Regions from separate parts of the Homo sapiens genome. Here region 2 is linked to region 1. A link is a contact called in ENCODE Hi-C or POLR2A ChIA-PET data. All regions are on one chromosome and are shown on one strand. Each heading gives the region's core, a stretch centred on a gene start or an enhancer-like site at or near the end of the contact. The rest is flanking DNA. Distances are from core to core; before and after follow the strand shown.

Region 1 (6,932 bases), core at 1,752-4,251:
AACAGTTATGCATTCAGCTCAGTACATCTATGTTTTGTCTCGGCTGGTGAGGGATGGTTTCTGGTGTTGTCTTTGTCCCTTACCTATGAAGATAAGCTGTTAATTTATATTGTCAGGTGAGGGAGACCACCTGGGGAGATATGTGGCCTTCTGTCTTGTAGCTTATCTGTTTAGGAACAAAAGGAAGTTTTTTGCATATTCCATGACTCAATTTCCAAGCTTAACTTTTCCTTTTCGCTTAGTGAATTTGGTCCCAAGATTTTATTTTCCTTTCACAGTATACCCCATGCCCATCAATCCCATTCCCCCTGCATCCTATAGGTAACCTCTTCTTAAGCAAATACAAATAGATAAATCCTTATTTTCTGTTTTTTTTTTTAAAACTTTATTTTACTGTTACTTTCTGCTGTCCTAATTATGGCACATTTTTACTTTCTAGGTTCTGTGATTTACAGAGTGGTCTGGCTATGTGGACAGCTTCTAAATTGTCACCACATTTTGGAGCAAGATGTATTATTTTTACAATTAATTTACATTTAACATGAATCATGATCCTAAGTGCATCAGAATGTCTTCATAACATTCGCCAAAGAAGAGAGGGCAGCACTGCTGTTCTACAGTGTGGCTCTCACCTGGTCCACAGTTACCAGAAATAGTTCTTTCGTTGCTGTGATGTCCTGGGTGGGCTTCATTCTTTAGTAATGTACTTTGTCTACAGCAACTTCCTGCAACTATGTGAACAGATCTTGAAGACACACAGTGAGGTTTGGTTTCCTTTGTCCTCTTAAGTCTTTATGGTTGTTGCTTCTATTGTTTATTGGTCCCAGTGAGAACTGCAGCTGACCTGATGTCATGATCTGTGAAGATAGTTTCTATTAAAGAAGAAGTACCAGGAAATCCCATATGCCACCGTAGACCTGCCTTTCTGGATACCATTTACTACTCCATACTCCAGCCGCCATGCACAATGGTTGTGTATGAGGCTCCTGTGATCATTAACAGGAGTAGAAGCTGGGCTCAGACACTCTGGCACTTGCATAGGTCAAGGGGTGTGTTGTGCTCTTGCAACAAATCCCACATAGACATCCATATGCATATTGTCCCACCGTCCCCTAAGCAGAAACCAGGGTTAAGTACAGAATAGTCCCGGGAACATTTTGGTTGCCCGGCCTTAGGTGAGCCTTTCTGGGGCTGGGATTTTGACACCATCTGCTCCATTGTTTCTAAACTGCTGTGTTCTGGCGCATCAATTGTTTCATCACATTATCATCACGGAAAGCTTGGTCTCCCTCAAAACATGAACCGGGTAGGCCCTGTGTTCCAGTGGGGGCTTTTGGACTTGACTTTAGTGTTTAGGAGGACAGAGTCCCTCTCCCCTCTGTGGTGCTGGGGTATTAGTAAATCAGCCTTGAAGAGATAAGGGGCTGGGGCCTCAACCTCCCAAGAGGCTGTCACTGGAGAATGGTCTCCTGCCCTCAGATCTTGGGCATTTCCACAGCACACTGTCCCCCTCGTCCTTCCAAATACCTACATACGCTCTTGTAATAGGAGAGCTGGGAACTCCACCCAAAACCATACAAAAAGTTAGTCTGTGTATTTGGACGCCTCCCCAGCACTCAGTCACCGAGTTTCTCCTTTCCAACAGCAGTCACTCTCATGCAGTTTAAGTGATTTATTGATGTCTCGGCTAAGCTTGCGACAGTTTCAGGACATTTCAGCCATCAAGGTCTAAGAAGCCCTTTCCATTCCCGAGGAGCCCTCAGCCAGCCTCCTTCTTCCTCATCTCCTCACTCTGGCCGCGTAGCCCCTCATGGCGTCCATCTTGGACGCCCCTTTGTTCGCGCTCCACGCCCCCCACTTCCTTCTTCGTCAGCTCCTCCACTTTGGCCGCGTAGCCCCTCATGGCGTCCATCTTGGACGCCCCTTTGTTCGCGCTCCACGCCCCCCACTTCCTTCTTCGTCAGCTCCTCCACTTTGGCCGCGTAGCCCCTCATGGCGTCCATCTTGGACGCCCCTTTGTTCGCGCTCCACGCCCCCCACTTCCTTCTTCGTCAGCTCCTCCACTTTGGCCGCGTAGCCCCTCATGGCGTCCATCTTGCACGCCCCTTTGTTCGCGCTCCACGCCCCCCACTTCCTTCTTCGTCAGCTCCTCCACTTTGGCCGCGTAGCCCCTCATGGCGTCCATCTTGGACGCCCCTTTTTTCGCGCTCCAAGCCTCCCACTTGGCCCTGGCTCTCACGTCTGAGGCCGGAGGGCCGGGGATGTCGCAGTCGCCCTGGGTGGCCTGTTTGTACAAGCCGTAGACCAGCAGCTTCTCCTGATCGCTCACGGGACCCTTCAGCTGCTTGAGGGCCGCGCAGCTCGAACTCCACTTGGCACATGGGGTGGTGGAGGCGGTCCCTGGTGCTAGAAGCTGGAGGTGGAGAGTTGGAGTGGCTGTTACTACTCGATCTCAGGGGGAGGAGACAGGCACGCGATGTTTGTGTTTTGTCAAGCACAGATTGCAAGCTCGGGGTCCAGCGTAAACCCCACCATGTTTGGGCTCACACGGCGCATTTTCTGGGGAGGACCAGCCGTCAAAAAGCGTCTAGGATCCGGAACGCTGCTGTCTGGAGGGGGCGGCGCGGCAGGAGCGCGTTGAGGGACTGTATGTGGCGCGAGCTGGGCGGGTGGGAGTGGAAGCCTCGCGTGGTGCGGCCGCGCTGGGTGGTGGGCGTCCCGGGGGAGGCGCTCGGTGGGGGTGAACTGTGTGCGGGGCACGCCCGGGGTTACCGGGTGAGGGTGAATGCGGGGCCGGGGAATCATGAGCCCGACCCGCTGGGACCCCGGAAGAGGGGCCGGGCAGGGGACGGTGCGGAGGGGTCTAGTGAGCGACGTCCGGGTACCTGAGGGCTGGTGGGAGGGCTCTGCCGGAAGGCGGCGCTGTGCGCTTGGCGCGCTCGTTCGTGAGGACTGCGCGTGCGCGGCGGAGGCTGTGGGCGGGGCCGGGCGGAGGTTGTGAGCAGGCCTAAGCGCGGCCGCCGTGGCTCCTGCGTCTCCCATCGTGCCGTGCGTCCCGCGCCGCGTTCGAGTTCTCGGAGGGGAGGGGGCGTTAGCCCCGCGCAGCCGCCGGCGTCGCCGCCATGGACCTAGGTGGGTGCCGCGGCTCCCCGGCCCCGGGCTGCGTCCAGCAATGCGCCACCAGAGCGGTGCTGCCCCGTCGCGTCTCCTCCTGTCGCGCACGCTCGCGCGGGCCCGGACCGAAACGTCCCCCGCGTCGGGGCGGGTCTAGGGGTCCCGGGGTGGCCTTGGCGGGGGGTGGTCCGGGTCCCGCCGCGCGTTGGGCCGCGTCTTGCCGCCTCCGGCCCCCTGCGCTTGAAAACACGGAGCAGACGTGAAGTTAGAGCCCTTGGAAGCGCCCGGGGCTCGCGCACGTGCTTTGGGAAACGGGCTCCCTCCGAGCACCCCTGGGCGCCCCGACGGCCTCATTTCCTGAACGGCAGCTGCGTTCTTGAGCAAGTGTCTTAACGCTCCAAGTGTCTTACGCTCATGACGTTTCCTCATCGACAGAGCGGGGAGAATGGAAGTGTGTCTCCCCACTGAGTTTTGGGCGACTTTGCATTGAGATCGCCGAGGTACAGTGTCCCTTGTGGGGTTGCGCGGGTCACACCCGCGGTGGGGGCGGCTGCGCTCCTGAGGTATCACTTTGTGAACCTGCGTGCGTCCGGATTCAGAATCTTACAGGCAAGGTCTGGGAGGGAGCCCATAGGAACTAGATGCTCCCTGCTAAATCTTGGCACACGCTGCTAAGACCAGGAGGCTGTTCTGGGAGAGCTGGGGGTGAGGCACCCCGAGATGTGTCAGCAGTAGTAGGCTGGGGGGAAATGGTCTGGTCCCCGCCCCCAGACAGCTTTTCAGGAGCGGAATGGCAGAGCTCTAAGGGCTTGGAGCCCCTCAGCCGTAATTGCTTCCCAGCCCCACCACATTCAGGCTGGGACACCCTCAGCAAATCGTTTCTGCGCCTCAGTGTCCTTATCTCTAGAGCAGGAATACTAGTCCTCAAAAGGTGATTGTGAATAGAAGAGATCTTACCTGTGTACCACCTAGCACAGTGTCTGGCATGGAGTAGGTGCTTAATAAACCTAAGAAGCGGGCTGTGGCAAGCACTAGTTAACCATCCATGATAGAGTACCGGAGTATTTTCCAGCTAGTAACCGCCCTGGGACTTACTACTTCAAACTGTGCGTACTTAATGCGCCTGGAAGGCAGGTGTTTAGGGCCAAACATCTGCTCAACTAAGCCAATAATGCAATAAAATTAAATTTACAGCGTCAGGAGGGACTATATTTTGGGACCCTGGGAGAGCCTCCTGAGCCAGAAAGAAGGGCGGTAACCCCCAGGGAGGTCCCCTTCGCAGCGTAACCCTCCCTGGGAGTCGGTCTCAGCCACTGTGAGATGAGATGGATTGCCTCCACAAGTGGGTTACATAGTGCTGAGCCCTTGGCCTGCTGCCGCTCCCATAAATGGTGGGAGGGGTAAGATGGTCCTTAGTCTCCTGGAGTCAGTGTTTTCTCTGCTGGTGTCTGGCCTGTGAAAATGGGGAATATGAGCTCTTGGGGGCATGACAGACTGAGGAAGGAGTAGCATCTCTCACTCCTGGGAAAGGGGAGATGACTCAGGAATGAGGAATAGGGAGCAGTGTTTGCACCCTCGTTTTAGTTTCTGGGCCAAAGGAAACATACCTGATAAAGACCTACATCCTTTGATGTTTCTGAGCTGGGGGAGGCAAAGAATAGTGACAAGATTCTGGTCTTGCCAACCATGAAAAGGTTTGGGGAAACCAACATTTACTGAGCACCTAATTAGACTCTGTAACTGGATTCTTACTGTAGCTCTATCTCATTTATCCATCATAGCGTCCCGGGGAGATGGGGTCAGGAGATAGCAGTGCCAACCCACTAGCAAGGGCTTGACTGGTATATATCACATGATCCCCAAAGGCATAACATGAAGTCTGTATTATCCCCACATATGCAGAAGGAAGGCTTGGAGAAGCAATCTGACCAAGATCACATCCCTTTTTTTTTTTCGGAGATGGAGGGGGAGTCTCACTGTGTTACCCCAGCTAGTCTTGAACTCCTGGCCTCAGGGATCCACCTGCCTCAGCCCCCCAAGTAGCTGGGATTACAAGTGCTAGCCACTGAACCTGGCCAGAATCACATCATTTTTAAATGGCTGAACTAGGATTTAAACCCATGTCTGATTAAACATCCCAAGATGTTTTCCATGGTAAGTCTGTGTCAATCGTTAGTTCCCTGAAGGAAGGCTTAATCTAGCACAGTATTTTCTGTATCTACTCCCTGGTTTCTCCCACAGAGCTAGGGCCATGAGTACCTTGTTTTTGACTGGAAGGAGCTGTGGGGTGGACCGTTTCCCTGAAAGCTAGAAGAATGTTTGAAGCCTGTTCCCAAGGCAAGTTTATAAAGAGTGAAGGCAGGGCTTGTCTGATTCCTTCTGTGCCCATTGCTCTGTGGCTATGTGATTGCTCTGTGCCCATTACCCTGTGGCTGTGTGACTGCTGCTGTGCCCGTTACCCTGTGGCTGCGTGATTGCTGCTGTGCCCATTACCCTGTGGCTGTGTGATTGCTCTGTGCCCATTATCCTGTGGCCGTGTGATCGCTCTGTGCCCATTACCCTGTAGCCGTGTGATTGCTGCTGTGCCCATTACCTTGTGGCTGTGTGATTGCTGCTGTGCCCATTATCCTGTGGCTGTGTGATTGCTCTGTGCCCATTATCCTGTGGCTGTGTGATTGCTCTGTGCCCATTATCCTGTAGCCGTGTGATTGCTTCTGTGCCCATTACCCTGTGGCTGTGTGATTGCTGCTGTGCCCATTATCCTGTGGCCGTGTGATTGCTGCTGTGCCCATTACCCTGTGGCCGTGTGATTGCTCTGTGCCCATTACCCTGTGGCCGTGTGACTGCTGCTGTGCCCATTACCCTGTGGCCGTGTGATTGCTGCTGTGCCCATTACCCTGTGGCCGTGTGATTGCTCTGTGCCCATTATCCTGTGGCCGTGTGATTGCTCTGTGCCCATTACCCTGTGGCCGTGTGATTGCTCTGTGCCCATTACCCTGTGGCCGTGTGATTGCTCTGTGCCCATTATCCTGTGGCCGTGTGATTGCTCTGTGCCCATTATCCTGTGGCCGTGTGATTGCTCTGTGCCCATTATCCTGTGGCCGTGTGATTGCTCTGTGCCCATTACCCTGTGGCCGTGTGATTGCTGCTGTGCCCATTACCCTGTGGCCGTGTGATTGCTCTGTGCCCATTATCCTGTGGCCGTGTGATTGCTCTGTGCCCATTATCCTGTGGCTGTGTGATTGCTCTGTGCCCATTATCCTGTAGCCGTGTGATTGCTTCTGTGCCCATTACCCTGTGGCTGTGTGATTGCTGCTGTGCCCATTATCCTGTGGCTGTGTGATTGCTGCTGTGCCCATTACCCTGTGGCTGTGTGATTGCTCTGTGCCCATTACCCTGTGGCTGTGTGATTGCTCTGTGCCCATTATCCTGTGGCCGTGTGATTGCTGCTGTGCCTGTTACCCTGTGGCTGTGTGATTGCTCTGTGCCCATTACCCTGTGGCTATGCTCCCTTCATCTGTCATGAGAAGCTCAGCTGTCATGTCCTGTGGTACATGCTCAGTGGCCCCTGTAGTTTGTACTGTCCTCCTATTTCTAAACCCCTCTCCCCACATCCTCTGCTGGCCCAGCCTTTGCTGGAGGGTCTCGCCTCAGCAGCCCAGCTTTTTCTTTTCACACACTTTTCCTGAAGGATCTCATTCACCGTCTTGGTTCCGGTGATCCCCTCTGGGCAGATACCTCTCAGAATCACATTTCCCAGCTTACTTCCCTCCTGAACTTCCACCTGGCATTTCCGTTGCTGGAGGACATCTGTACCT
Region 2 (7,826 bases), core at 3,109-5,608, 170 kb before region 1:
GTGAAGCGAGTGGCCTGGGCCAGGTGGTGGGGGACAGAGTGGAGGGCCGCAGCCAGCCCTCGGGGAAAGCCGGCGCTCACCTCCAGCTGCCTGTTGCCGTAATGAAGGCCGACGTTGCCAGCTCTTCTGATTTTTCAAGCTAACAAACTGGGTTTTTATGTGAAGCTAGTTAAGTTTTACATGCTGTTAGCCAGTTAAAATTTTTCTTGACATTGGGCAAAGCCAAACAAAGCACATATGCCATTCACTAATTTAAGGCCTCGGCTTTACTCTGTGGGAATTAAGTGTGAATTGCAAACAGTTCCTAAAAGTTATGATGTGTATTGCATTTATACAGCTGATTACGCGTTTAGGCCATTTGCTCATCTGCTAGTCTTCTTGATATCTGCACATGTGAGCGGTATTCTCCAGTATCTTTTATTTCCTTAATTATTTTTTGAGACAGAGTCTCACTCTGTCACCCAGGCTGGAGCGCAGTGGCATGATCTCGGCTCACTGCAAACTCCGCCTCCCGGGTTCAAGCGATTCTCCCTCCTCAGCCTCCCGAGTAGCTGGGATTACAGGTGCCCACCACCACGCCCGGCTAATTTTTGTATTTTTAGTAGAGATGGGCTTTCACCATGTTGTCTAGGCTGGTCTCAAACTCCTGACCTCAGGTGATCAGCTTGTCTCCGCTTCCCAAAGTATTGGGATTACAGGCGTGAGCCACCGCGCCCAACCTTCCAGTACTTTTTCAAGGGAATTAAGGATAATGTTGAGATGAGCACAGCCAGAATGGATCTTTTTAGAACACAGTGAGAAACTTCCCTCTAGGTTAATGGTATTCATCCACTAATCCAAGCTTCAGGGGTGTGGTGGTTGGCCAGTTACCAGTTCACATTATCCAGCCTGTGGATCTATGTTGTCCACAAGGATTCCATAGGAAATCTCACCGAATGCTTTTCTGATGAAGTCAGATGTGCTTGGCAGAGCACGTTACCCAAACTGCCACTCTTTGGAATGAGATGTGAAGTTAGCTGGGTGTCGCTTTTTAAAGAGGTGGTGCTGTGGCTGAGACCCCCGCTGCCTGGACTCTGTGCTCTTGAGACCCCCACTTTGCAGACTGCTCATACATCAGCTTTCCTAGTGACGCATGCTTATGGCACTTTCTTTGCAAAACACCTTCGTCTGCATTCTCATTAGTCCCTTACCACAACCCTGTGAATTAAGTAACTCCTCCAGATTCTTGGCCAGAGTCCTCTTCAAGTTTACAATCTGTGGTTTCCCTTTATCTAGGATGTTTATCCTCGCCTCTCTTTGCTAATGACCACCAGCCCAGATTCTCAGAGAGGTTGACTTTGTTAACACAAGCAGCTGGGGTTGGTGAGAGTCCAGGTGGTATAAGGAACATCACGTGCAGACTCAGTAATTAAAGAAAAGCTGGTGAGGGGGCGAGTGGGCACGGCTGTCTCTAGGAGTTCTTTTGAAATGGGCTTCACTTCTCCCTCTAAGCCCGTCCCTTTTGTTCTCTGCCTCTGAGAGCCAGTGCTGTCTGGCTGGTTATGCCGTCTCCCACGGAGTATGCCTCCTTCTGCTCCTCCCGCAAACCATCGCTGTCTGACTGGTTACGTGGGCCATCTCCCACTGAGCCCGCCTCCTTCTGCTCCTCCTGCAAACCATCCTGGCTACTTTTGCTTTTTTTTTTTTTTTTTTTGAGACAAGGTTTTACTTCCGTCACCCAGGCTGGAGTGCAATGGCGTAATCTTGGCTCACTGCAACCTCCTGCCTCAACCTCCTAAGTAGCTGGGACCACAGGTGTGCACCACCACGCCTGATTATTTTATTTTCTGTGGAGACGGGGTTTCGCCTTGTTGCCGAGGCTGGTCCGGAACTTGTGAGCTCAAGCGATCTGCCTGCCCTGGCCTCCCAAAGTGCTGGGATTCCAGGTGTGAGCCACAGCACCCAGTCCTAATTTTGCTTCTTTTACCTCCCTTTTCTTTTCTTTTTTCTTTTTTTTTGAGATGGAGTCTCTGTCGCCCAGGCTGGAGTGTAGTGGCACAATCTCGGCTCACTGCAACCTCCGCTTCCCAAGTAGCTGGGTCTACAGGCGCCTGCCACCACGCCTGGCTAATTTTTTCTGTTTTTAGTAGAGGCGGGGTTTCACCATGATAGCCAGGATGGTCTCGATCTCCTGACCTCGTGATCCGCCCACCTCGGCCTCCCAAAGTGCTAGGATGACAGGCGTGAGCCACCGCACCTGGCCTTACTTTTGCTTCTCTTACCTCCCTTTTCTATACTCCTTCCAGCCTCCCATTGGATCACTGACTCACCTCCCAGGGTTGTTATGAACAGTTTTCTTGGCTGCATTGGATGGGAGATGGGCAAAAGTGTTTATCCCCAGACTCTTTCATTACCCAGAGCCTTGTTCTACAAATCCCAGGGATGTGTGGGATGGCCAGACACGTTGGCTCACGCCTGGAATCCCAGCTCTTTGGGAGGCCAAGGCGGGCAGATCGCTTGAGCTCAGGAGTTTGAGCAGCTTGGGAACATGACGAAACCCCATCTCTACAAAAAATACAAAAATGAGCCGACGTGGTGGTGCACGCCTGTGGTCTGAGCTACTCGGAACGCTGAAGTGGGAGGATGGTTTTAGCCCGGGAAGCAGAGGCTGTGGTGAGCCGAGATTGCACCACTGCACTCCAGCCTGGGCGATAGAGCCAGACCTTGTCTCAAAAAAAAAACAAAAAAACAAAAAAAAAACAAAAAACATGGGATACTCCTGTTAATAAAGAGAAAAGAGAGGGGAGGAGAGCCGGGCACAGTGGCTCACGCCTGTAATCCTAGCATTGGGAGGCTGAGGCGGGAGGATCGCTTGAGCCCAGGAGTTCGAGACCTGCCTGGGTAACATGACAAGACCCTGTCTTTATAAAAAATAAAAAAATTAGCCGGGTGTAGTGGTGCATGCCTGTAGTCCTAGCTACTTGGAGGGCTGGAGTGGGAGGATTGCTTGAGCCCGGGAGGTTGAGGCTGCAGTGAGCCATTGACGGTGCCACTGCACTACGGCCTGGGTGACAGAGTGAGATCCGTCTCTTGAAAGAGGGAAGGAGGAGAAAAATAGAGACAGAGACGGTAGATACTGAGAATGTGCGGATCTAACATTGTCTTGAATCTTGAGAGCTTTCATCCATCCCAGAGATTCCTGACAGGTCATAATTCTGCTAAGACATAGATTTGCATTGCAGCCCAGCTGCTAACTCTTAAGTCATTAAAACTTTCTTTGTGAAAAATGGCTCTTTTGCAACGAGAATCAGCTGCTACTATTGGTGATATCAGGGAAGAAAAAGCAAAGATTATCTAAAGAAGTGATAGCTCTTAGCCAGAGAAAGGGAGTTTTGGATAAACTAAAGACTGGAATGATGACTTTTTGCTGTGCTGGGAGCAAGCCCACCATGTACTTCTTGGGGAACAGGGACGTTCGTGAGCATTTTAGCAGTTGCTTGAGCCAGGGCAACGTTTGTATGAGTGAGGTGGTTTTAGAGAAAGTTGAATGGGGAGTTGTAGTGAGAGGTGAGACATTAACAGCAGCAACAACCACCACAGATCAGGAGCTGGGCACAGTGGCTCACGCCTGTCATCCCAGCACTTTGGGAGACTGAGGCGGGCGGATCACCTGAGGTCAGGAGTTCAAGACCAGCCTGGCCAACATGGTGAAACCCCGTCTCTACTAAAACTACAAAAACTAGCCAGACATGGTGGCGGGCGCCTGTAATCCCAGCTACTCGGGAGGCTGAGGCAGGAGAATCGCTTGAACCCGGGAGGCGGAGGTTGCAGTGAGCTGAGATCGCGCCATTGCATTACAGCCTGGGTGATAAGAGCAAAACTCTGTCTCAGTCAGTCAATCAGGAAAAAGCCAGAAGCCTCTCCAGCCTCCTCTGTGTTCCTGGGTTTGGGGTTTCTGAAGCTGCCTGGATGTGCTTCTCTGGAATGTTGGGGCCTCCTTGTACCCGTCACTGGACTTGTTCAGGCAGGTGCAGTGTGACCAGCTGTCAAGAGTATTCCTAGGTTTGCTTTCCGGGAGGCGGGAGGCCTCATTCTTGACTTAAGTCTCTGTATCTCCTTTCCACCCCTTCTTTCTTCCTCCCTGTCCTCTCCTTTGGTGCTTCTGCGAGACACCAAAGCCTGAGACAGTCAAACCTGAGACAATCAGCTTTGAACAAGAGATGCAGAGGCTTTTGGTGGCTAGTTCTTACACCTGAATCCGCCGGCTGCTCCCAAGGCCCTGGGCCAAACCTCAAAGCAAATAGTTACTTTTCCTTCCCATCTGACTTGTAAAATCTCTTCTCCCAACCCCCATCCCAAATTGCCACCCAGGCCTGTCTCCAGCTCTGTGTACCTGTACTTCCTGCCTTTACCTGGGCATTCCTTTCTGAGTGATGGGAGTTTCGCAGATGAAAGTAACTTACACCGAAGGTGTGAATGAGGCTTGGTCTTTGAATGTTTGCATTTTAAAACTGAATGAGGCTTGGTGCTGCCAAGGGCTGGGGCTGGGGAGCAGGGGAACGGAACGGAACGGAACGGAGTTAGTCTTTACTGAGGACGGAATTTCAGTTTGGGAAGATGGAAAGTTCTGGAGACAGATGGTGGTGATGGTAGCAGAACAGGAGATGCACCTAATGCTGCAGGACGGTCCACCGGAACACACTTGAAATAGGACATTTTCTGTTATGTATGTTCTATCACAACAACAAATTAAAAATCGGCCGGGCGCAGTGGCTCATCCCTGTAATCCTAGCACTTCGGGAGGCCGAGGTGGGCGGATCACCTGAGGTTGGGAGTTCAAGAGCAGCCTGGCCAACATGGTGAAACCCCATCTCTACTAAAAATACAAAATTAGCCGGACGTAGTGGCTCACGCCTTGCAATCCCACCTACGCGGGGGGCTGAGGCAGGAGAATCGCTTGAACCCAGGAGGTGGAGGTTGCAGTGAGCCGAGATCGCGCCATTGCACTCCAGCCTGGGCAATAAGAGCGAAACTCCATCTCAAAAAATAAATAAATAAGCTGTCCCAAATAAATAAAATAAAAAATTAGTCGGGTTTGGTGATACACACCTGTGGTCCCAGATATGCAGGATGCAGAGGTGGGAAGACCCTTGAGCCCAGAATCGTGCCACTGCACGGCAGCCTGGGCAACAGAGTGAGACCCTGTCTCAAAAAAAAAAAAAAACTTTTTGAGAATTTGAAAAATGTAGAAAAGCACTAGAATATAGGAATCATAAACCTCCCCACTGCTAACATTTTGCACTTTATTTGTATATCTTTCCTTTCTTCTGTAAAATATACTTAAAAAAATACAAAAGTGGGGTTTAACTATATACCTGTCGTTTTGTCGTTTCCACTTAACTATCTCACGAATATTCTCCTCGCTCATCAAATATTACCAAGTGTTTCATCTTCACTCTTGCTTGATGTTTCATCATTCCTGACCCCCGATGAGGTTGTCCTTCTGGTATCAAACGCACTTGTGTCCTATCTGTTTCTTTTATGCTGCTTATCAAAGTTTCTAGTTACATATGTTTTGGGGATATTTGATGTCTGTTTTCTTACAAGAGCGTAAACTCTGTGAGGACCTGTCCCCAATGCTGGACGCAGTGTCCTGCACGTTGCAGGTCTGCAAATAGTGACTATATGGATATGTTGTTGAACATTACATTTTCCAATTTTTGCTTGGATGGGATGGCCTTTATTTTAAAATTAATTAAAAATTTTTGTTTGTTTTTGAGACACGGTCTCGCTGTGTTGCCCAGGCTGGAGTGCAGTGGTGTGATCACAGCTCACTGCAGCCTAGACTTGCTCAAGCAATCCTCCCGTCTCAGCCTCCGGGGTAGCTAGGACTACAGGTATGTGCCAACACACCTGACTAATATAAAATTTTTTTGGTGTAAAGCGGGGTCTTGCTTTAAGTTGGTGCACAAGTAATTGCACCAACGTGGTTATTTTTCTGTGCGAAACACTGGAGTGGCACCCAGGTGGATGTAAACAGAGTGAATAAGACAAGGGCCCTGCCTGGAGATGTTGTAGTAAAAACCTCCTGCCTTGGCCTCCCAAAGTGTCGGGATTCCAGGTGTGAGCCACCGCGCCGTCCAGGTGGTGGTCCCTAAGGCAAAGAGAAGTCCTGAACTCGTGGATAATGCTGTCAAGGAAAGTAAAACAGGAGACAGAGTCCGGGAGAACTTGGGAGGTGAGTAAGTCGAGTTGAAGTGAGAAGTAGGGAGGAGATGAAGACTCTGGGCTCCCAGCTCAGGCCCTGGGAGCCACACACGGCACCTTGTAAGAATGCAGAGTGGGCCGGGCGTGGTGGCTCACGTCTGTAATCCCAGCACTTTGGGAGGCCGAAGGCAGGTGGATCATGAGGTCAGGAGATCGAGACCATCCTGGCTAATACGGTGAAACCCCGTCTCTACTAAAAATACAAAAAGTTAGCCGGGTGTGGTGGCGGGCACCTGTAGTCCCAGCTACTCGGGAGGCCGAGGCAGGAGAATCGCTTGAACCCCGGAGGCAGAGGTTGCAGTGAGCCGAGATCGCACCACTGCACTCCAGCCTGGGCAACTGAGCAAGACTCCGTCTCAAAAACAAAACAAAGAACGCAGAGTGGAGTCCTGGCTGGGCACTTCTCACCTTCTGACGTCTCTCTGGCTCTCAGCCCCAGATTTGAGCACCTCCTGGTTCTGTACCTCAGGCTAACTGGGTCTTTTGTTAAGCTCTTGATTTTGGAATGTACGCTTAGATTTTATTCGTGGCCCCATCCTATTTCCAACTAATGGTTCTCACACTTTTCTTTTTTTCTTTTTTTGAGACGGAGTTTTGCTCTTGTTGCCCAGGCTGGAGTGCAGTGGCACGATCTTGGCTCACCACAACCTCTGCCTCCCGGGTTCAAGTGATTCTCCTACCTCAGTCTCCCGAGTAGAGTAGCTGGGACTACAGGTGCCCGCCACCACACCCAGCTAATTTTTGTATTTTTAGAGATGAGGTTTCACCGTGTTGGCCAGGCTGGTCTCAAACTCCCAGCCTCAAATGATCCACCTGCCTCGGCCTCCCAAAGTGTTAGGATTACAGACGTGAGCCACTGTGCCTGGCCAATTCTTACAGCTTTAAGTCATATCCCTGAATACAGGGCTAACCCGTTTCTGTTGGCCAACAAAGTCACAGTTACCCGCTGAAAAGGGTTTCTTAGAATGAGGCCCTTTGCCCAGTCTACTACCAAAGGGTTGATGTGGGGAGCTGGGTTGACAGCGATGTCTTCAGTCTATATAAGAAATACAGAGGGAGAAGCAGGTTGGAGGAAGGCGGTAACCTCAATTTTAGAAATGTTGAGTTTGAGGTTCCCTTGGGATACAGGTGAGACTGCGGGCAGGTAGAGCCCAGAAGAGATGCCAGTGGCCAATGAGGGAGAGAGCCTGGGCCTGCCAGGTGTTGTCCAGGGGCAGTGAGGATGAGAGCCTGGGCCGGCCAGGTGTTGTCCAGGGGCAGTGAGGATGAGAGCCTGGGCCGGCCAGGTGTTGTCCAGGGGCAGTGAGGATGAGAGCCTGGGCCGGCCAGGTGTTGTCCAGGGGCAGTGAGGATGAGAGCCTGGGCCTGCCAGGTGTTGTCCAGGGGCAGTGAGGATGAGAGCCTGGGCCGGCCAGGTGTTGTCTAGCGTGCTGGAGCAGATGGACTCATCTTCGGGACAGGAGGAGAAAGCCAAGGGTGAAACCATCACCCCCAGCATTCAGGGGCAGGCAGAGGGGCTGGCGTAGGGGACCAAGGACAAGCCACAGATGCAGAGGGGCCAGGAGAGGTGCGGGAAGCGT

The links. Hi-C counts contacts between places; a loop is a spot of excess contacts on that map. ChIA-PET counts read pairs that join two places held with the same protein, here RNA polymerase II (POLR2A). Pooled maps may share reads with other maps.
Region 2: a pooled map of posterior vena cava shows a loop between it and region 1 (39-fold over the local background). The contact joins the enhancer-like site here to the promoter of GEMIN4 in region 1. A Hi-C loop is called at or near these places in 1 of 50 pooled maps. POLR2A ChIA-PET finds 5 or more read pairs at or near these places in 4 of 52 experiments (AG04449, AG04450, MCF 10A and 1 more).

Annotation. Positions count from the first base shown.
Region 1 is chr17:748,333-755,264 of GRCh38, reverse strand. It overlaps GEMIN4 (gem nuclear organelle associated protein 4), which reads left to right and starts at 3,001. Exons shown (of 2, transcript NM_015721.3): 1 at 3,001-3,132. The coding sequence starts at 3,123. It also overlaps the pseudogene DBIL5P. RefSeq lists silencers at 2,622-2,881, 3,062-3,481 and an enhancer at 3,662-3,721.
Region 2 is chr17:921,448-929,273 of GRCh38, reverse strand. The region is part of intron 1 of NXN (nucleoredoxin); the gene reads left to right. Among named protein-coding and RNA genes, the nearest start is that of NXN, 54 kb to the left of the region's middle. RefSeq lists enhancers at 1,255-2,145, 4,324-4,879, 4,880-5,436. Within about 2 kb of position 4,358, at least 5 of the 41 ENCODE cell types and tissues checked have a DNase peak (open chromatin) inside an H3K27ac peak, as active enhancers do.